Linked DNA regions of Homo sapiens: region 1 is linked to region 2. The links are chromatin loops, found by intact Hi-C in ENCODE. Cell type or tissue: GM12878. All regions are shown on one strand. Links, peaks and the distances in the headings refer to the core of each region. The heading gives the core; the rest is flanking DNA.

Region 1 (11,514 bases), core at 2,668-7,667, 110 kb before region 2:
CTGTGCCAGACATATGGCAGAGACCCAGGAAGGGGAATGTGACAGAGAAGATATCCCAGAAAATGGGCCCACATGCTCTTCCAGATGATCACCACTTCCCATTGTGACATGGAGTCCATTTTGACTCCCTTGAACCTGGGCAGGACTCTGTGACTACTTCAATGAATAGAATGTGCCAGAAGAATCCTATGTGACTTCTGAGGCTAGATTGGTGTCTTAGTCCATTTTCTGTTGCTATAACAGAATGCCAGAAAATTAGTAAATTTATCAAGAAAATGTGTTTATTTCTCATGGTTCTGGAGGCTGGGAAGTCCACGATCAAAGGGCAGGCATCCTGTGAGGACCTTCTTGCTGTGTCATGGTGGAAGGCATTACATAGTAAGAGATCAAGAGTATGCACATCAGCTCAGGTCTGTCTTCCTCCTTCTATAAAGCCATGAGTCCCGTGCTAAATCAAACTAAAATTGGCACAAAGAGGCCTCTGTATGAGTTTCTAACTGCAACCTAATTCAGTATGTAAACAAACAAAAAACCTGACTTAAGAACAAATAGCTGAGTCTCAGCCAACAACATGCAGCCAACAGTTCAAACCATGTTTACATAAGACAGATGGGTGCTGTAACCAATTGGTTGTCTCTGTACCTCACTTCCATTTTCTGTATATCACTTCCTTTACTCTGGGCTATAAATACAATCTGAATATGTGGTGGGGCAAAGCATTATGAACTATTTTTGATCAGAACTACTGCCCAATTCTAGAATCACAAAAGCCAACTGAGAGCTACAAAACTAGGTGTGTTGTAATTTAGCCTCTCAACATCCATCATGGGGGCCCCACCTTGATGACCACACCTAATCCTAATTAATTCTCAGAGTCCTCACCTCCAATCAACATTTGAATTTGGGAATTAAATTTCTAATACATGAAATTTGGGGACACATTCAAGCCACAGTAGCCATAAAAGGTAACAAGGCTTTTTGGCTCTTCTGGGACATGCACCTTGGGATCCCCGAGTTGACATTAGGAAATCGGTAACCCAGAAGCCACCATTCTGAAGAGACGGTGTGGAGAAGGTTAGCAGAGATGGAAATCCAGGGGAGGGCTGGGCATGGTGGCTCACGCCTGTAATCCCAGCACTTTGGAAGGCTGAGGCAAGTGGATCACTTTAAGTCAGGAGTTCAAGACCAGCCTGGCCAACATGGCAAAACCCCAACTCTACTAAAAACACAAAAAATAGCTGGGTGTTGTAGTGTATGACTGTAATCCCAGCTACTCAGGAGGCTGAGGCAGGAGAATCACTTGAACTCAGGAGGTGGAGTTAGTAGTGAGCCTGGAGATTGCACCACTGCCACAGAGTGAGACTCCATTTCAAAAAAAAGCGAGAGAGACATCCAGGGGATCCTAGCTGCCCCCCTGCCTGCCTTTGGAGCCTTCCTGGCCTGGGTGCCAGACAGTGAGTGAGTGAGTCTTCAGAGGATTCCAGCCCCCAGTCTTTGAGCCTTGCCAGCTTTTGCCAAGTAGAGCAGATTACAGATTCAAGAGAAAAGTTAGTGCTGTTGTCATTTGATGTTTGTCAATGGTTTGTGATGCAGCCTTAGCTGGCGGGAGGAAGACTATCTGGGTTGTCATTGTTCTGCATGGGAAGATGCAGGAAGGAAATCAGGATTGAGATTGGAGGAGGAGAGAAAGCCCAACCAGCGGTATATGGAGAAGACCCGAGAGAGCCAGAGAAGACACTTGGCTTATCTCTCCCAGCTCTAGTGGATATGGATCATTCTTAGAATGACCTGGGGCTAGTTATCTGGGCGACAAGACACAAAAAGTACTGAGAAAGCTACCTGGAGGGTCAGAAGAAGATTCTGAGGCCCTTCTTTTTTTTTTTTTTTTTGAGACTGAGGTTCGCTCTTGTTGCCCAGGCTGAAGTGCAATGGTGCGATCTCGGCTCACCGCAACCTCCAGAGGCCCTTCTTATGATTGCTCAAAGAAAAAGGAGAGAGTAAGCCAAGTGTAAGACACTCGTCTGCCCTGCCCTGGATCCCCCTAGCAGCCATAGAGACAAAAGCCAACCGACAAGGGAAAATCTACCTGCAGTCATAGAAGATGGTTCCATTTCAAACCCTCAGCCAGAGATTGGCAGACTATCCCTGCGCTGGGCCAAATCCAGCTTTCTGCCTGTGTTTGTAAAAAGTTTTCTTGGAATAATCATGCTCACATGTATATGTATTGGCTATGACTGCTTTTACACTACATGGCAGAGTTAAGTAGTTATGACAGAGACTGGCCCACAAAAACTAAAATATTTGCTTTCTGACTCTTACAGAAAGAGTTTTCCAACCTCTGCTTTAAGCTATCAGAAGTGAAATTCTGAGACACAAAGAATCCTGCCCTGGCACGGTCTCTGCTGAGAAAGGCCCACTGGGGTGTGTTCATGCTGTTCCATGCATTCTCTCCATCATTAAATCCTCAGAAACACCTAAGACACAGCAGGCTCCCAGGGCCACCTTGGAAACAGAAAGGTGAATCTGCACAGTCCTTATCCTGTAAGAGATCACAATGCTATGCAAGAGATGGCAGCACCATCACGGAATTCAAGTCCAGGACAGTAAGAACCAAAATGGAGGCACAGCCTATAGGAGTCTGGTAGCTTAAAGAAAGGCAACCAATCCCATGTAGGAGTGGGACGCCACGGAAGGCTCCTGGAGGAATGATGGTGGTCCTAGGTTCTACAGGAGGAGCAGGATATGGTGAGCATACAGGGGCAAGGTGAGGCTATTGGGGCAGAGGGAGCAATAGGTACAAAGGAAGAACTGAGTTGGGGGAGCATCCAGAAACAGGCACTTCAGCTCACCGTGCTGGGAGAGCCTGGTGCCAGACAGGCAGGGGCAGGAGAAAGGGCCAGAGATGTAGGATGGGTCAGGTAATGGAGAGCAGCCAGGATCTGTGGACAAAGTAGACACACAGATGCCAAGTACAGCTTTGTCGCCACAAAGGACCTGAAACGTACAACTTTCTTAGACTGGGGAGAGAGCAAGATCCCATGGGCTATGCCTACCTGCACCACAACAGGGATTTCTATGCTGACTGTTTTCCTGTGTTTATTGTAGTCCACCACCCTGGGACTCTGGCCCTTCTAGGGGTCAGAGTGCAGGAGTAGCCACAAGGAACTGTCCATAAGCGGTCAGGGCCAGAGGTCCCCCACCATGTTGGGGGACACCCTTGAACTGATGTGTTCAGTATCATTTTTACCTTAGCAAGTTTCATCTCAGGTCAACTTTCAGGTGGGGAGAAACAAGTTGCCAGGTAGAGCACATGGATGGGGAGGGGGGCACAGCGACATGCCATGTGCCATCTTCAGGTGAGCTGCAGGTGACTGGTGCCCTGGAAACCTCTCTTTGAGAATGCATCAAGACACAAATCCCAAGGAACAAGTGGGCCTTTGTTGATGAGTCTGGCATCTGGGAGTGAGCAGGGAGCAGGCATTTCAGCTTTGGCAGGATCATGGTGGATTTAAACTTGAGGGCAGCTGGGAACAGTCAAACCCCTTTGTTTCTGTATAACACACACTTTTAAAGTTGTGTGGTCCTCCCACTTTGTCTTAATTAGAAGCAGATACCTTCACTGCTGTTTTCATAATATTGTTGCTACATGCAGAAGCGTTTCATGAACACAATACTGATTATAAACTCTGTTCCCCCCACAACCTTGCTTACGCAATTATTACTGTTATTTTCATTATCATCATTATCATTATTATTTTTCCCTAAAGAACTAAGGAGAGTCACTGCTATAAAGAGGGAAAATTCTGGCCGGGCACAGTCACTCATGCCTATAATCCCAGCACTTTGAGAGTCCAAGGCAGGTGGATCACCTGAGGTCAGGAGTTCGAGAGCAGCCTGGCCAACATGGTGAAACCCTGTCTCTACTAAAAATACAAAAATCAGCCAAGCATGGTGGCGGGCTCCTATAATCCCAGCTACTCAGAAGGCTGAGGCAGAGAGAATTGCTTGAACCCAAGAGGCAGAGGTTGCAGTGAGCTGAGATTGCACCACTGCACTCCAGGCTGGGCAACAGAACAAGACTCCGTTTTTTTTGTTTTTTTTGTTTTTTTTGTTTTTTAAGAAAAGGAAAAGTCTGGAGTTTGAGACCATCCTGGCCAACATGGTGAAACCCCGTCTCTACTAAAAATAAAAAAAATGAGCTGGGCATGGTGGCAGGTGCCTGTAAGTCTCAGCTACTTGGGAGGCTGAGGCAGGAGAATTGCTTGAACCCTGGAGGCGGAGGTTGCAGTGAGCCCAGATCACGCCACTGCACTCCAGCCTGGCAACAGAGCGAGACTCCACCTCAAAAAAATTTTTGTTTTTTCCCCTCAGGCCTCAGGCCCGCCTTGGCCTCCCAAAGTGCTGGGATTACAGGCATGAGTCACTGTGCCCAGCCAGAATTTTTCTTCTTTATAGCAGTGACTCTGTAGCGTTGGTGGGGAAACGCAGCTGCTATGGCATCAACTTGGGCTGTACTCCATCTGTGGTGCTGGCACCCCTCTGCCAAGAAAGCCTTGTTTCCCTGAATCAGGAAGGCGGGGATACCTGGGAAATAAACATTCAGCTTGGCTGCAGGTCCTAGCTCTGCCCCAATGTCCTGGATGATACCAGAGAGCAAGTCTCCGACATCTGCAGGCCTCCGTTTCTTCATCTGCACAAAGGGAAGCTAGACAACCCTTATGTCTTTCTTACAATAAGCATTTTGAGCTTCTTTGCAAAATAAAGCAAATTAAATTAGAAATAAAAGCCTGTCAAAAACCTAAAACCCTAATCCTCAGAGTTAAAAGATATAAAACTCTTAAAGGCCTATAATGCCCCTGCTGCTTTAGTCTCTGAAACCAGTGTGCAATTGGGTCAAGGATCTATAGATGGCAGCCTCTTGCTAACTAAGATCTGAGGGGAAAAAAATGTTTCCATTGATCTACACATTCTCAGCAAATGGAATAGGGCAAGAAAGGCAACTGAAACTAGGCAATTTATTATTTATCTTCAGAAGTCAAATAAATCTCCCATAGACCAACGTGGCCATTGGGAATGTTTAATCTTGAAAATAAAAAGTGAGTGTGTTTCTAAAGTAATTATCTACAAATCATATTTTCACTAGGAGAAAAATATTCCATAAGCAAACATGTAACTTGTGAAATATTATCATCTGAGCATTTAATCTCGTGGCATAAATTCTACAAAAGCAGGTGAGTCCTCTTTGAGATTCTCCTCAAACGATTCCTCTGCTCCACTTCAGTGGCCCCTTCGATGCTGCTCAGGTGTGAAACCCTGATCCAACGGAATAAGAGATGTGATTTGAACATCGATCTTAAAAGAATCCATTTTGAATCTTTACACCCATTTTGTGAGCCTCATACAACGAGTTGACATTTGCATTCAAAAGTCTACACCATTTAAGAGAGTTAGGCTTCACTGACAATCAAAGACATTCTCATTAAAACAAAGAGATACTATGTTTACATTCTCATTTGACTGAAATTTATGAATGACAGGTATTAGGTTGAGCCATTCAAAACAGTCATTTTTATAGGCAAAAAAATGGTTGGTAAAAAATCAGCAAGTTTATATGATTCAACCACTATGACAGGGTCGTTGGCATCACTGAGAACCAGGTCAATGGGTCCTGCTTTTGTAGGGTGTGGTCTGGTGATAACGGCCAGGCCAACAGGCAATTTTGATAATGGAGGGCAGGTGCTATATTAAGGGCAAAACAGGCTCCTCCAGGACTGGAGCCAGGGAGCTGACCCAGGAAGGTGGGACATGACTTCTCAGACAAGAAGGACATGTTTCCTTTGCAGGTAAAGCAGGGGCACCTCAGGCCAGGCCAAGGAGATGGCAGATGCAAGGCCTGGAGGTGTGAGTGCACAGCAGTGTGAGGTCCTGGAAGAAACCCAGGGTGTCGGGTCAGGAAGGGGAGATGAAGCACAGTGAGAGGCGGAATAGGGAATTGCAGGAGACGGATAGGTTGAGGGCCCTCTGAGCCGTGATGGAGAGAAGCTCTCCATCTGAAGCACAATGGGAGCCACTTGGGCTGACAAATAGGAAGACTGGATTGGCCATTTAGAAAACAAGAAAATCCCTCTGGCTTTAGTATAGTGAATTAAGTAAGCCAAGCAAGAAATGGGGTGGGGAACTTTGACCAGCTGAAGTGAGAGATGCTGACAGCCTACTCCAGGGGAGTGGTAATGGACACGGAGGTGAACAGAAGGCGTGGAGATGTTTTTTGAGATGGAATCTCAGGATTTAGTAGCTGATTGGATGCCAGAGAAAAGAGAGAGGGAAGTTTGTGTCATAGGTGATGCCCACACAGATGGCGCACATGGGGTAGACAAGACTTGGGGAGGAGGTGATGAGTTTGCCTTGGGGCATGGTGGGTTTGGGGTGTTTGTGGGCCATCCAAGGGGCTTTGCAGCAGCTGCTGCAGCCACAGATCTGACACTCACTGGGGAGGCCTCTGCAGGAGCCAGCACTAACTTTGGGGCTGGATGGGGCTGTTGAGGCATAATGTGTAGAGCTTGTCCCCCGACTTTTCTGTGCATAGGAACCATGGCCCCATCTCGGCCCTACTAATCAGAATCTCAGGGGTGGTTGCTGAGACCCTGCATCTTTAACCACCTCCCTAGGAGACAGAAGGAGACAATCTGTGGGGCCAATTTTGCAGAAGCTACACAAGAGAAAGACAATAATAGCAACATGTGAAAGAACCTAGAATTCAGTGTCTAAATTTAAAAAAAAAAAACCACCACTGTTGAGGGTAGTGAAAAAGATTTTCATATGCTGATGTGAGAGCACACGTTGAACTTGTGAGTAAAAAGACCTGAAATGTTAGTGAAAATCCCAGGGAAGAAAATCCTAGAAATAGTGTTGAAAGTAGCAAAGAATTAACTTCTTCACACAAAAATGCTCTGAATGATCAGAGCACAGATTTCACATTCCAACTTGTGTTCTTATGTTTAGTGAAGCTTTTGTCATAAGGAGCATTTAAGGATGAGAACCCAAGTTAGGCAGGATAAACGTACAAAATGTGCCCAGGAAAATGGAATTTACCATTGTAAGGGAGAAACAGATTTAATACATTTGTCTTATTATTCGAAGGAAACTGTAAAGCAGCTTAATAAAACATCAGAGTTCCTTACTTGGTCAAATGTGTGAATATGCATTCATTGTCTAAGCCAGAACTAAAAGGTGCAAACCAAGATTATCAATCTCTCCCCGGCCCCGAACATTCCCATTATGCTCTGTTTATGCCTCTATTAGAGCATTCAGCTCAGCCGGTCTGGGACTGAATGATTTATGCCATGTCTGCTCTCCCACCCCACAGTGCCCTGTCCTTTAGGGCAGAGATCTTGTCTTCCTCACCTCCATGGTCATTATTGGTTAACTTGAACTTTCATCATTATATAGAGCTTCCCCATCTTGATTTGCAATTCCACAGTTTCTCTATGTCAGAGCTTGATTTGGGATTCTCCCCAAGGTTGGGCTCTCAACATGAAAGGGATCTTAAAACACCAACCATAAAACAATTTTAGGAAAAGAAAAAAGGCACAACAGAAGCAGAGGAAGGAGGAAGGAGATCCTAACACTCAGAGCAGTGTTGCATGACAAAGAGTGGGTTGAAGAGGAGAGAGATCCCTGAGCAGCCCACTTATTTGGGATTCACCAGCTCACCCGCACTCGCGCAGTGCTCTCCTGATAAGCTGCAAAATCTAAAACTCCTTATTAAATGTCAGATAAATCGGCTAGCCTGGGGCGAAGCCAATGAATGGGCAGCGTGTGCTCCAGTCCAGTTCTGGGTAATTGATGGGCTCTGAATAAGCAGAACCAATCCAGGCTGATTGCGGATGAAATGACTGCAGCCAGCAAAGTTCAAATAAGAAATATGTGAACTTTAAAGTACTTGAACACAAATCAAGACAGTGAGTTTTTATAAAAATCTTTACTAGCTCAAACCGCTGAAGCTCAGAATGACCTTTATCCTTGGGGTGAGAAGCTGGTGGGGTAGGGAATGTGAACACCATATATCAGGCTCAGAGCCATGGGAAAAGCACAGCAGGGAGGGAGAGTTTGCTGGATTCACTGCTCCCAGGCCTCTGAGTCTGTGCCCGTGTGGGCAAGGGAGGCAGTGACTTTGAGATGTTCCCTCTTCTCCATCATCATCTTGCAGGACATGGGCCAGGACTTCATGTTTTCCTTAACCTTAGGGATAATGACGTCCTTGCCTAATGGAATCAGGACTCTCAGCTGCAGGCCCACCTTCTATTCTGTGGTCAGACATGAACAGGAGCCTTTTGTGGAGCTCCCCCAGGCCCAGCGTCACAGAGGCCTTGCTGATGCTAGACACTTAAACATTTGTAGAGCACCTGGATTAGTCTGTTTTCACACTGCTGATAAAGACATACCCGAGATTGAGAAGAAAAAGATGTTTAATGGACTTAACAGTTCCACATGGCTAGGGAGGCCTCATAATCATGGCAGAAGTCAAGGAGGAGCAGGTCGCGTATTACACAGATGGCAGCAGGCAAAGAGAGCTTGTGCAGGGAATCTCCCATTTTTAAAACCATCAGATCTTGTGAGACTCATTCACTATCATGAGAACAGCGCAGGAAAGACCCACCCCCATTATTCAATCACTTTCCACCAGGTTCTTCCCACAGCACGTGGGAATTGTGAGAGTTACATTTCAAGATGAGATTTGGGTGGGGACACAGCCAAACCATATCAGCACCCTTTGTGCTAAGCCCTTGTAGTTGTTCATCTCTCTTCCACACCCAAGCCCTCCCCCATCTATTCCTAAAAGGAAGGTTCTGGAGGTCTTCAGCTGTAAAAGAATAGAACTGGGTTTTCACCTGCATCTATTGGACTCGATCCCCTACTTTCACCCCTACCAAGCTGTGTCCCTTCATGACAGACCCCAGAGGTACCATCTGCAGTCTGATTCTATTGGGGGTCTCCCTCTTTCCTTGCACAAATCTCTCAGCTAGTTGGTGAGAGCATCAGATAAAAACACCTCCTAGGATCATGATGCCATACTCTAACTTGTCTGGGAATTCTTTCCTATAGCAAATGTGTGTTTTAATTGATTTATTACTTCACTCAATCAACACAGATGCCTTGGGCCTCCTCTATGCACCAGACAATGAGTAAACACCCAGGTGATCCTTCCCACAAATAACGTGCAATCTGTAGGACAGCAGAGAAATAGCCACAGTTCATTTGTATCCAAAGCACTAAGGGGAGAGATTGTTTTTACCTGTGGAGTAGGGCAGAGGATCACCATTGAGGCTTCATGGAGGAGGTGGCCCTTGTATAATGGTTGGGATTAGGATTTGCAGATGGAATCTCATAAGAACCTTTATAATTCTAAATAATAATGACATCTATGCATTATCTCATCTCACAACTGCCTTAGTAGGTTTTATTGTTTACCCCTTTTCATAGATGAGAAAACAGAAGCACAGAGAGTTAAAAGAAATTCTCCAAAAGGACACAATGGTAGAAGCAGGAATCAACCTCAAGCCATTTGGCTCCAGTGCTCATGATTCTACCCACTGTGCAATGCTGCCCCTGTCTGACGAAAGTTGGCTCGTAGGGCAGGAACTATCTTGAACGAAGGCAGAGTGCTCTGGAAAGGATGGGGCATGTGTCAGGAAGACCTGGTAGCTCTGTTAAATGGAAGCATGTATTACACGAAGGTCATACAAAGGTTGAAATGTGCCATCCATTCATTCATTCAGCCAGTACTCATGGAGCATCTACCAGGTACCATGCACTGAAGACACGGTCACCAAGCAATGTTTCCAAAGACATGGGTTTGGGCTTGAGTACAAGTCAGGGAAGATACATTTTCAGAATTATCTAGACATTTCACACTTATCCCTTGCTTGTGGCTACCAAAAGCCACTGGATAGCAAAACCAAAAATATGTATCTCAAAGTATGGATTCAGAAACTACTTGAGGTAAAAGCAACATGAGGAGAGTGAAATATAGTATGCTCAGTTAAATTTGAATTTTGGATAAATAATAATATTTAAAGTGTGTCTCTGATGTTGCAAGGAGCATAATTTATGCTAGAAAAAGTATTCATTGTTCATCTGAATAATATTCAATTATTCATTGTTCATTGGAAATTCAGATTGGACTTGGCATCCTGTGTTTTTATTTGCTAGGTCTGGCACCCCTAAACCTGAGTGATCTTTTAACTAGGCTTCCCTGTTTCGCAAATGGGCCGAGGGAAGGGACCAGGTCAAGGTCACCCCCAGAGTAAGTCAGTGACACAGAGAGGAGAGGCCAGGTTCCAAGGAGCAGTCCAGGGCTCTTTCTGCTCCACAGGGCTGCCTTCCATGTCTCCAGTGAGAGGCTCCAGGAGCAGGGACAAACTCACAAATGACTGAATCAAACCACTTGGTCTTCCAATCCCAACGGGTCCATTAAACCTTCGTGTCAGCAGCAGTACAGGCTACAAAGCAGTTCTTAATCGTGGTGGGAAAAGTCAGAATTTTGAAAGTAAAATCCCCCAGCAGCAAGGGTTGCTTTGACCCTGGAATCAAAGGCTGCAGCCACAATAGGAAGCAGTTAAGCCCCAGGGGTCCTCCCTGCCCCACCCCCTGGCTGTAATTGTAGACAGGTGTGCAATGGCCAGGCGAGGCATGTTGGGTGAAATGCTTCAGGGAAAATAAAAAAGTAATATCGGCTGCAGCTTAGGGGAAATCAAATTTTCCCTTTAGAGCAACATCTCAGGAGACTGTGGCCAACTTCAAGGTGCCTTTATCTAAATACATTCCATTAGGAAAGGGGCAGGAAGAAGCCCTGGCCTCTCCAGGTAACTCAATCAGACTCCGTGGCATTCACAGGGATATCAGTTACCATAAGCCTTGTGGGGCAGTGAGGAGATTAGGAGGAGGATTACCTGCCACTTACTATGTGTCATCAAGGCAAGAACGGCTTCAGCTACAAGCTCTGTTTTTAATCGGGTCCTGGTGGGCTTTTCTCAAAAGGATGGCTGACAGCCGTTCTAAGCATGTTTTAAACTGTCCGTCACATCAGTGATAGGGACTCGCCAGTAGAGAGTGACAGCAATGTCAACAGTGGACACTGAAGGAATTTCTGACAAATGGCCTTTTGTGAAATGATGAGAAGTTGGACCAGGAGGTGCTGGCCCTGTTATGGAAACTCCAGGCCCACTTACATGTGCCCTTAAAGTCAACGTTTCTGGGCATATTTCTGCATTCTATTACACTCCTCAAACAGTCTGTGTGCTTGGACCAAGTCAATATGGTTGTCAAGGTGGCATCATCAGGTTTGACACCCCTCTGGGGACAGGCGAAGCCAGCATTAGCCCCCTCTCTGAATCTCAGCAGCAAGACAGGCCTGTGTAGGAGCCAAGAGGCAAGGTGGCTTGAAAAGACAGTTGGGACCCAAGCCGTTTGACTGTCTACACTAACAGTCGTCAGGCTATGAGAGGCGGGCCA
Region 2 (11,514 bases), core at 2,353-7,352:
GAAAGGGAGATGGGGGCCTTAGAGAAGGCAGAGGACATTTGCAGAATCCTGAGCATGCTGGGAAAGGATGGTCGCACAGCTATTCCCCAAGATTATTCGGTGTGGCTTTTCGGGTACTGGCCCAGCCAAGAGGTTCAACTGAAAGAGAAAGAGAATTTCCAGTTTTGGGTTGTGTGTTTTTTTTGTTTTGTTTTTGTTTTTGTTTTTTTGCCAGGACACTTTCCCCTTGTCCTTGCTTTGCCCTTTCCTGTTGTGGAGGGGGCCACTCTCTGGCTTCAAGATGTGCCTCCTCTCTGTGGACCTGCACTGCACCTTGGATGGGACACCCAAAGCTGCTTGTCCCCAGGCAATTTTGCCTTCAGATGTCCTCAGCCATGACAGCCTGGTGCCCAAGCCCACTCAGGTGCCACCCTGCCATCTCACCAGCTTATCCTGGGGCACTCCCTACAGGGAAAACACACAGACAAAGGGCACCTTAGCTCCCTGGCCCTGGACTGCAGGGGCTGTCATTGGAGCCCTGCACATACGTGAGCCATGGATGCATCTTCACAAAACCACAGTCAGAAGGAGAAGGGGACTAGCCCAAGGTCACTCCATTGAGTTGAAGTAAAACCAGGCCAGGACTCCAGGTCTCCTGTCTGCCAGGCCTCCCAGAAACCAAACAGAACCCAGCTGCCAGGAGGAAATTGTCCTCTCCCTTCCTACTTTCATATTTTTCACTAATGATGGACGTCATCAACACAAACTTTCAAAACAATACAAAGGGCACAGTTATTGTTTCTTATGGAAGGGGTGAGAAGGAAAGAGAAACTTTATACATAATAATTTTTGCTATCAAATGAGAGATGCCGGTGACAAGCAGAGGCCAGAGTGTGGCACATTTAATTTAAGCCGTGGCAGCGAGGGGCAGCCTCCATTACAGCCATAATAAATTACATACAAGTGCCACCGAACAATAACAAAAACTGTGGGCCATCTATTTCAGTTCCATTTACAAGAAATCAATATCAATACTTAATGCAATACTGGTGAAAAATGAGCAGAGATACAGAAAGCATAATAAACCAGGAATGGAAGCCTCTCAGCATTTCACTTTGGAAGAAAAAACTAACTGTCTATATTTTCATGTTAAGGGATATTTCATTGAAACCATGCGCTGGAGGTATGAGGGTTTTCCAGATCTAACTTTAAAATATCCTCTTTATTTAATTAAGAAAGTTATTTAAACAGTCTATTTCTAGCTGGATAAAACTCATATGTATGGAAAGAGGCATTTCATCTTTCCCAATGCATTGGGCATCTTTCACCAAATTTTCTTTCTTGTAATAGCCTCAGTTGGATTATGCACATCCTGTGCCATCTTTATGCTGTCATTAACAGCCTAGCTTTGTGTTTGGGGGAAGTACCTGGTGTCGAAAAGTACCTGGTGTCGAACCAGATAAATGCAGGCAGCCAGCTCAGGTGTCTGACAGGGAAGCCACATAACAGTCCCGTGTTCCACCTGCATATGTGGACAACACATCCAGAAGCCCAACCCAAACGCAGGCGGACCTGGTCACTGCTCCTTCACCTGGACGCCTGCCAGGCAGACACCTGCCATCTCACTGTGGACTGTCCACAGCCATTCAGTTTGACCATCAGAGCCTGATTGTCTCAGCCATGGCCCTGGTTTTCCCCATCAGGATGCCCAGTAGGAGGTCTGTGTGGTCCCAGAGGTGGACAGGAGCCAGAACATCCAGGCCAACCCAGGCAGGACAGCAGTTCTCAGCCACCAGCAATAGCGGGACACCCAGCCTCCACTGAGTGGCCTGAGCATATCAAGTCATTTTACTTCCCTGAATGCCACTCTAATGGTGCAGCACCAGCTGTCCCTTCCTGGGGGCTCAGCATATCCTGGAAGGGTCTCTTGGGCAGATTCTAAAACTTTTAGGTTATTTTCATTATTAAAATTGTGTCTAGTTTAAAATTCCAATCTCATGCCCAACTCAAAGCTTTCTCCTCACCCTTCTCTGGCCAGGCTGAGGCTCCAGGGACTGCAGGGAGAAGGGGGTTCCTTCTTCCCTTGGAGTGGGGTATATTAGTTCATCTTCATTCTGCTGATAAAGACATACCCAAGACTGGGAAGAAAAAGCGGTTTACTGGACTCACAGTTCCATGTGGCTGAGGAGGCCTCACAATCATGGTGGAAGGCAAGGAGGAGCAAGTCACATCTTACATGGATGGCAGCAGGCAGAGAGAGAGCTTGTGCAGGGAAACTCCCCGCTATAAAACCATCAGATCTCCTGAGACTTATTCCCTATCAAGAGAATAGCACGGGAAAGACCTGCCCCCATGATTCAACCAACTCCCACTGGGTCCCTCCCGCAACATGTGGGAATTCAAGATGAGATTTGGGTGGGGACACAGCCAAACCATATCATGGGGCATCCCCCACCTCCAAGAACCTCCTCAGTGCCCAGAGGAGGGGGAGGAGACTATGAAGACCAGATGTCAGGCGGCACACCTGAGTGCATGACTGTGGGAGTAACAGAGACAGGGAGGAGGCATAGGCTTGAAGGGGGCTGGAGAAAGCAGCCATGGGTGTTTGGGACAATGTGACTCTGAAGAGCCTGGGAGACATCCAGGTGGAGACAGTAGCATCTTTGGGGGCTGGGGATGCCAACCTGAGTCTCCAGCATGGCACACAAGTGGAAGTTGCCATTGGCACGGATGGGTGCAGCAGCTGGGCCTCACTAGGACTCAGCCCTCTCCACGTGGGGAGCTGTCCTGGCGCTCACACCTGAGCCTGCAGTCCAGCCTGCAGCACCACGCTGTGTCTTGTATCTTTCATTCTCTGTGTCATGCATGTGTCACAGGTTCACCAAGTTTGAAGAGGGGAGTTACGTGAACTAGAATGTGGATCTCCTCACTCCCAGCCAGTGATTTCTTTTTTTCACAATGAGCCCCAGCATTGCTTTGTTTGTTTGTTTTGTGTAATTTGGTCTTCTGCATTACTTGCAACACAAAGTACTCTTTTCCTCAAGTAATTAAAAAACACTTGGATTAATATAATGATCTAAGGGGACCCTGCAGAACAACATCATTCCAATTCCTCCTCATTTTTTGGGGGTGGGGAGGTTAGATAATTGTGCATTCATTCATTCAATCATTCATTCATCCAACCTCGTTCCCCAGATGAGGCAGGGAAAGTATGAGAGGATGTGATTCATTCTGTCCAGGAAACAGCACAGCCAAGCAGCCACTCAGCTGAGACTTGAAGGATGAGGGGGAGCTCATTAATCAGGTGATGGCAGAGAGCACCCCACACAGGGACAAGGGAACAGAGACTGCGGGTAGCCAATCTATGGCATGTTGGAGAATTTGTATGGCTAGAGGGCCTTGGTGCATTTGGTAAAATTGACATGATCATATTGCCAACTGCCCTTCCCCCAACAAACTCTTGTTTATCCTTTAAGTCCCAATTCAGGCATCACCTTTTCCAGGAAGCCTTCCTGCCTGTCAGAGTTGGATGCTCCTTTCTCTGTCTGCATAGCCCACACGTTCTGGCACGGGTGGGGAGATGAACTGACCTCTGCTGCTTGAACTATGAGCTTCCACAGGGTGCAGGTTGGGTGGTGTTCTTTCTAGAATCCTTAGCCCTTGGCACAGGACTGAAACAGGCCAAACAAAGCCATCACAGACCCTGAGGGCTTGTCAGGAGGATTACAGGAAGCCAACTTTTTGTAAAGGGTTGCACGGCCACAGTAAATGCACAGTAAATGTCTGCTATGTTCTTACCAAATATTTGTCAAATAAACAAATACATTATGTAATATTTTACCTTTCTTCTTATTAAGAGATATTTCAGAGCCACACTGGATGAGAAGAGGGGGTGGAGGTGGGCATCATTCTCTGCTCCCCTCATCTCTAAACCCATGGAAAGGCCTGGGGTAGTAATTGCAGAGGGGGAAATAATTTTTAAATGTCTCTCTTTTTGTGCTTTTATTGTCAAATGATAGCATTGTTCACAGTTTTTGAAATACTGAAAGCAAGTCTGCACAACTCTTTCTGCAGAAACAATGGGAGCGTGTGTGTGAGTGTGTATAAGCGTGTGTGATCTCTGTTCCTCTGCCATAATGTGTGTGTGTGTGTATGAGTGTGTGTGATTTTTGTTCCTCTACAATAATGGGTGTCTGTATGTGTGAGTGTGTATGAGTGTGTGTGATCTCTGTTCCTCGCAATAATGAGGGTTTGTATGTATGAGTGTGTGTGATCGCTTTTCCTCTACAATAATGGGTGTGTGTGTGTGAGTGTGATCTCTGTCTGTTCCTCTACAATAATGGGGGTGTGTATGTAAGTGTGTCTGAGTGTGTGTGATCTCTGTTCCTCTGCAATAATGGCGGTGTATGTGTGAGTGTATGTGTGTGATTTCTGTTCCTCTGCAATAATGGGGGTGTGTGTGTGAGGGTGTGTGATCTCTGTTCCTCTATAATAATGGGGGTGTGTGTGAGTGTATATGAGTGTGTGTGATCTCTGCTCTTCTACAATAACGTGTGTGTGAGAGAGAGAGATCTCTGTTCCTCTACAATAATGGGGGTGTGTATGTGAGTGTGTATGAGTGTGTGTGATCGCTGTTCCTCTACAATAACTGGGGTGTGTGTGAGTGTGTATGAGTGTGTGTGACTCTGTTCCTCTACAGTAATGGGTGTGTGTCAGTGTGTATGAGTGTGTGTGATCTCTGTCTGTTCCTCTACAATTAAGTGACCAGAAGCAGGTGGCTTCAAAGGTGAATTAATTCTCTGCTGGAAAAATTGGGCTAGAAAAATCTAGTCATTAGGAAACCAGAAAAGCAAGAAATGTAACTTCTGCTCAATGAAAGTGAACTGAATTTCTATTGAGGCCCCCTTTCTCTAAAACTCATTTTCAACTAACTCAGTGCTGTCAGCCAGCCCTGGGGCTGTACTTGGGGCTTACGTGTGGCTAAGATGTCAGGCAGCGGGGTCTGGTCCTTGTTGTCATCTCACTGCATGGCCACAAACATGTTCTCATTCCCTGCTGGTCTCAGTTCCTGAGCCAGTCCTGATGATCCATGGAGACTCCTACCTCGCTCCTGCCTCCCAGCTTAACCAAATGGTCTCTCTCCCTCTCCACCCCACCACCACTCCTACTGTCTCCAACCCCTCTTCGACACCCAGGAGCCATCTGGCTGCTTCTGTACCTCTCTGGGGACTCTCAACTTCCCTGCACTGAGACACCCACACCTGGCTCTTTCTGCCCTATAGCTCTTGCACCGTAATGAGTCAAGGGCAGTACTGAGATTTCACAAGTTCCCAGGCCTTCCCCAGGGGAATTGGAGGTGCGTGTCTCCTCTGCTCTCAGTCCCCAGATCCAGAGAGGGGTCTGCTTCTCCTTCCCTTCCCACAAGCACCAAGGCTCTCTCTTCTTCTCTCACTTCTTCTTTCAATCCCCTCCAAAAGTTATCTAGCCACAGGGCAATAAGAACTGGCTTTGACTGATTTGCATTCTTTCAAATATTTTCCTGTGCTAAGACCTAAGCTGCTGGAAGTCAAAAGCAGATTATTTGTATTTTTGCTCTTCTGCTGCCTATACTAGAAGATGGAAGAAGGAGAGGAGGAAATGCCAGAGAAAGAAGCATGGATAACATCGCAGAATACCACACCCTACCCAGGTGGGAAGACAAGTCCAGGCTCCTCAGGTTTAAGTGGATATCCAGTCCCGTGGTGCTGCCAGACAACTGTCTTGGGTACATCTGGCCACCACGTGCTGGCTAAGATATGGGGGGACCCCTGGGGAGCACTCATACCTGGCTTGCATCTCAGCTGTTCCTTCCTCCCTGCGTGACAGATCAAGCACCTCCCCCCGAACCTTGGCTCCTTACGAGGACTGCTGGGGCCACAGCGATAGCATGAGAAGCAATCAGGGCTTGGGACCCAAAAAGAACCACGGAGACTCCCCAATGGTCCCACATTTATTCTCTTCCACGTGGTCTGGATAGAAAACTAGAGAGAGTGTGGACAGCACTTGCCTCCGCTGAAAAAGTAACTCTCACCCTCTTCCCCCAACTCAGACTGTTCCAGAACAACCAGAGGCGTAGAGCCACACACTCCTCTCAGCCAGCCTGTGAGTGAGGCTGAGTTGCACTAAAGAGATTGTGCAGGCGCCGCCAGCTTCCCAAAGGCAGACTCTTCCCACAGCTGCAAACACTCCTCTAAGAACTCACCCACCCTCGCAGCTTGACCAACGTTCTCTGCAACTTCCTAGAAGATGAAAACATACCCTCCAGCCCTAGCTGTTCTCAGGTTTACTTTCTGACACCCCCTTCCCAGAGAGCTCCCATTCTCCCAGGGGCCTCCCTTTCCAGGGGTCAGCACTTAACCGTTGTCTCCTCCCAACAAAGCCTAAGAGAGGGCTCCCTGACCCGCTGGCCCAAAGGCCTGGGTCCCGGGCCGCTCAGTCCTTCCATTTTGTCTTCCACAGCTGAGCCCACTGTTCCCTAGTGGATCCGCCTTCCAATGCCACCACCTTCCCTTCTACGAAGTCCCAGCCAGGGGATGAACTACAGAGGCAGCCCCTTCCCCATCACCATTACTGTCACTGACTGGCTGTGGGCCTTCATGCTCTTCCGGGTTCTGGTTGGACGGTAGCCAGGGAAAATGCAGGGGGTGGGGTGCCGTGACAGGGAAGTCACCTGCAGCCCAGATCTGCTGCGTCCCAGGGTGTGCACTAGAAAGTGAATTGTTTCTTGTTCTTTTTTTTCTTTGTTATATGCTCTAGGGAATAAAAGGAATTTTCTTCCTTACACCCACCTCACCCCCAGCGGGACCAGACTCTTCCTGTCTGAGATTTCCTCACTCCCTGTGGGGTTCAGGGGGTACAGACACAGGTTTTGGGGGTTTTAATCTCTGGAAAGAAGAGAACTTGTCAGGACCTCCAAGAGACCTCCCTAAACAGAACCTGTTTTTGAATAACCTGAGGGTATTTCTCTAGGTCATCCCTGAGGGCAGGGGAGGGTCAGGCTCTCGGTTTCAAAGATAGGCTGGGGATGGGGGGCCTACCTGGACTGGAACAGGATGCACTTTTGAGGGTCCTGTGAGTGGTGGGCACTGGGACCTCACCTACCTGGGAGGACCCCTGTGGAGACAGTGCCAGGAGCCCCTTGTGGCCTTGCTCGGGATCACAACCTCTGAGAAACCTTCCAGTGGGCTGGGAGAACCTGGGCCAGGAGTTACCGGTGGTGAGTGAATGGCCCTGGCCTGATCTGCCTGAGGCCTCACCTCCCAAGGCCTCACCTGCCCATTCTTGAGTTGCTTACCCCCTGAATCTCAACAAAGTCCCCGGGAAGAGAAGAGTGGCCCTGGGTGACCGCTGGGGGATTCTTGCCAAGTGGTCAAGTTGAAACCAGGTGGGATTTCATGTGGAAACATAAAGAAAGAAAACGTTTCTTTGCATCTCAAGTCTAAGGGTGGATTCATGTTTGGCAAATGTTATCCCACCTCTCCTATGATTCCCATTTTACAGATGAGGAAATTAAGGCTCAAGGAAAGTGAGTAACCCCCAAGTTCACTGAGTACAGTCAAACGCAGCTTTGTCTGACTACAAAGAACATGCTTTTTCAGCCTCCCCACATAGTTAGCAGATATCAGTTAGCACAAAGCTATTTAGTGGCAGGGTCCAGGCCAACATCTGGGACCATGCTGGTTTCAGAAATGGGGCGATTCTCTCTGGAGTCATCCTCTTGGGAACAGACTGGCCCCAGAAGTTCTTCTAGACCTGCAACTGGATGCCCTCAGCTCTCTAAGTCACTGTCCCCCACCTGTGGAGTCGGTACAGTGAGACAGGATTTATCCTTCTCATGAAAATGTTGAGAATGACATGAGAAAATGTGCACAGAAGCACTTTAGAAATTAAAAGTGATTGTGTTAGGCTAATAATGCCCCCACCGAAATATATCTACATCCTCATTCTTGAAACTTGAGACTGTTACCTTATATGGCATTAAAAAGGATGAACCCTTACAGATATGATGTGACTAAATTAAGGATCTTGAGACAGACATTATCTTGGATTATTTGGATGGTCCTTAAACTCAAGCACATGCATCCTCATCTGAGGGGTCAGAGGAAGATTTTATACACAGACACAGAGGAGAAGGAGGTGTGACCACAGAGGCAGAGCCTGGGGTGACATGGCCACAAGCCAAGGACTACCAGCAGCCACCCCAGCTGGAGGAGGTAAGGAATGACTTCTTGCTTGGAACCTCCAGAGAAAGCACAGCTCTGCAGGTACCTTGATTCCAGCCCAGTGATATATGTATTAGTCCATTTTCGCACTGCTAATAAAGGCATACCTGAGACTGGGTAATTTATTCAGGAAAGAGGTTTAGTGGACTTACAGTTACACTTGGCTGGGGAGGCCTCACAATCATGGCGCAAGGCAAGAAGGAGCAAGTCACATCTTACATGGATGGCAGCAGGCAAAGAGAGCTTGTGCAGAGAGGAGACCCCTGTTTTAAAAACCATGAGATCTCATCAGACTCACTCACTATCATGAGAACAGCAGGGGAACGACCTGCCCCCATGATTCAACCATCTCCTACCGAGTCCCTTCCACAACATGTGGGAATTATGGGAGCTACAGGATGAGATGTAGGAGGGGACACAGAGCCAAACCAAATCTTTCCGCCCCTGCCCACCCCCTAATCTCATGTCTTCACATTTCAAAACCAATTATGCCTTCCCAGTAGTCTCCTAAAGTTTTAATTCATCTCAGCATTAACTCAAAAGTCCACAATCCAAAGTCTCATCTGAGACAAGGCAAGTCTCTTCTGCCTATCAGCCTGTAAAATCAAAAGCAAGTTAGTTACTTCCTAGATACAATGGGAGTACAGTCATGGGTAAATACAGCTGTTCCAAATGGGAGAAATTGGCCAAAACAAAGGAGTTACAGGCCCCAAGCAAGTCCAAAATCCAGTGGGGCAGTCAAATCTTAAAGCTCCATAATGATCTCCTTTGACAACATGTCTCACATACAGGTCACACTGATGCAAGAGGTGAGTTCCCATGGTCTTGGGCAGCTCCACCCCTGTGGCTTTGCAGGGTATAGGACCCTCCTCACTGCTTTTATGGCATTGAGTGTCTGTGGCTTTTCCAGGCACATGGTGCAAACTGTCAGTGGATCTACCATTCTGAGGTCTGGAGGATGGCGATGACCCTCTTCTCATAGCTCCACTAGGTGGTGCCCCAGTGGGGACTCTGTGTGGGGCCTCCAACCCCACATTTCCCTTCCACATTGCCCTAGCCGAGGTTCTCCATGAGGGCCCTGCCCCTGCAGCAAACTTTTGCCTGGGCATCCATGCATTTCCATACTTCCTCTGAAATCTAGGCGAAGGTTCCCAAACTTCAGTTCTTGACTCCTGTGAACCCACAGGCTCAACATCATGTGGAAGCTGCCAAGGCTTGGTGCTTTCACCCTCTGAACCAACAGCCTAAGCTATACCTTGGCCCCTTTTAGTCATGGCTGGAGTGGCTGGGATACAGGGCAGCAAGTCCCTAGACTGCACACAGCAGAGGGACCCTGGGCCAGGCCCCTGAAACCATTTTTTCCTACTAAACCTCTGGGCCTGTGATGGGAGGGGCTGCCACAAAGGTCTCTGACATGCCCTGGAGACGTTTTCCCCATTCTCTTGGGGATTAACATTCCACTTTTTGTTACTTATGCAAATTTCTGCAGCAAGTTTGAATTTCTCCTCAGAAAATGGGATTTTCTTTTCTATCACGTTGTCAGACTGCAAATTTTCCAAATTTTTATGCTCTGCTTCCCTTATAAAACTGAATGCCTTTAACAATGCCCAAGTCACTTCTTGAATGCTTTGCTGCTTAGAAATCTCTTCTGCCAGATACCCTAAATTATCTCTCTAAAGTTCAAAGTTCCACAAATCTCTAGGGCAGGGGCAAAATGCTGCCAGTCTCTTTGCTAAAACATAACAAGAGTCACCTTTGCTCCAATTCCCAACAAGTTCCTCATCTCCATCTGAGACCACCTTAGCCTGGGTTTCATTGTCCATATTGCTATCAGCATTTTGGTCAAAGCCATTCAACAAGTCTCTAGGGAGTTCCAAACTTTCCCACATTTTCCTGTCTTCTTCTGAGCCCTCCAAACTGTTCCAACCTCTGCCTGTTACCCAGTGCCAAAGTCACTTCCACATTTTCAGGTATCTTTTCAGCAGCACCCCACTCTACTGGTACCAATTCACTGTATTAGTCCATTTTCACACTGCTGATAAAGACATATCTGAGACTGGGTCATTTATACAGGAAAGCAGTTTAATGGACTTACAATTCCATGTGGCTGGGGAGGCCTCACAATCATGGCGCAAGGCAAGGAGGAGCAAGTCATGTTTTACATGAATGGCAGTAGGCAAAGAGAGCTTGTGCAGGGAGACTCCCATTTAAAACCATCAGATTTCATGAGACAGACTCACCATTATGAGAACAACATGGGAAAGACCCACCCCATTGATTCAACCATCTCCCACCGAGTCCCTCCCACAGCATGCGGGGATTATGGGAGCTACAAGATGAGATTTGGGTGGGGACACAGAGCCAAACCATATCAATATTGATCTCAGATATCTGGCCCCCAGAACTGTGAGAAAATAAATTTCTGTTGTTTAAAGCCACCAAGTTTGTGATCGTCTGTTAAAGCAGCCCTAGAAAATGAACAGAAAAAGGGAATAACGCTTTTGGCAAAACAGATGTTCTGAGATGATCACAGAGAAAATTCTAACCAATCACACCTGTGCTGCACAATGACTAATTTGGGAAACTGGAAGTTCCCTGTCACAAAAGCTCAAGTCTCTGGACAATTCCCCAAACTTTCATTTCTTTTCCCTCAATATCCTCATGAAGACAGGGCTTGTGTTAACTCTCATATGCTGATTGCACAAGTACAAAATAGCACAATGCCTTTAGAGGGAAATTTGGCAACAAATTCCCTTGGCCCAGCCATTGCACTGCTAGAATTTTTCCTAACGATACACTGGCCTCCACCAAATGTGCACCCCTGGGAGTGTTTGAATACACTAATGCATATCCACTCAATAGAGTTAATAAACACACATATGTATACACATATATACATATTATACACACACACGTGCTCATTTTCATAAAAAGACACACAGAATGATAAACCAAAATCTAATAAAAATGTCTACCTATAGGGAGTAAGTAGGAATGGCATGGAGAGAGGAGGTTTAGGGGTGAGATTTCTCTGAGTATACCTTTTTACATGGTTTTGTCTTTTGAACCATGGCATGTTTTACATATTTAAAAAATACTAAGTAAAAAAGGATAAACAAAAGCAAACCCTAAAATCTAATACAAACAGAAACAAATGATTCTATATGCATATCAAACTTAAAACCATTCAGAAAAAAGAATTAGTTCAAGTAATTTTTGAACTCAGTGATCTGACTCTACACACTTAGTGGGATGTATCCAAAGGATAAGAATA

Evidence for each region. Peaks named below come from ENCODE experiments on the same cell type or tissue, not always from the same donor. Only the 100,000 strongest peaks of a DNase experiment are listed, where the experiment ranks them.
Region 1: a loop joins it to region 2, with 4 times the contacts of the local background. A loop is called at or near these places in 1 of 110 quality-filtered maps.

Annotation. Positions count from the first base shown.
Region 1 is chr10:123,496,583-123,508,096 of GRCh38, reverse strand. All of the region lies in intron 8 of LINC02641 (long intergenic non-protein coding RNA 2641), which reads right to left. Among named protein-coding and RNA genes, the nearest start is that of LINC02641, 150 kb to the right of the region's middle. RefSeq lists enhancers at 9,910-10,636, 10,637-11,364. In GM12878, for the core only: a CTCF peak has its summit at 4,900; no DNase peak of the experiment used is centred there; H3K27ac peaks cover 818 bases.
Region 2 is chr10:123,386,171-123,397,684 of GRCh38, reverse strand. The region is part of intron 6 of LINC02641 (long intergenic non-protein coding RNA 2641); the gene reads right to left. Among named protein-coding and RNA genes, the nearest start is that of LINC02641, 44 kb to the right of the region's middle. RefSeq lists enhancers at 4,721-4,830, 4,931-5,190, 5,341-5,720. In GM12878, for the core only: no CTCF peak of the experiment used is centred there; DNase peaks (open chromatin) are centred at 5,334 and 5,884; H3K4me3 peaks cover 2,398 bases; H3K27ac peaks cover 5,000 bases.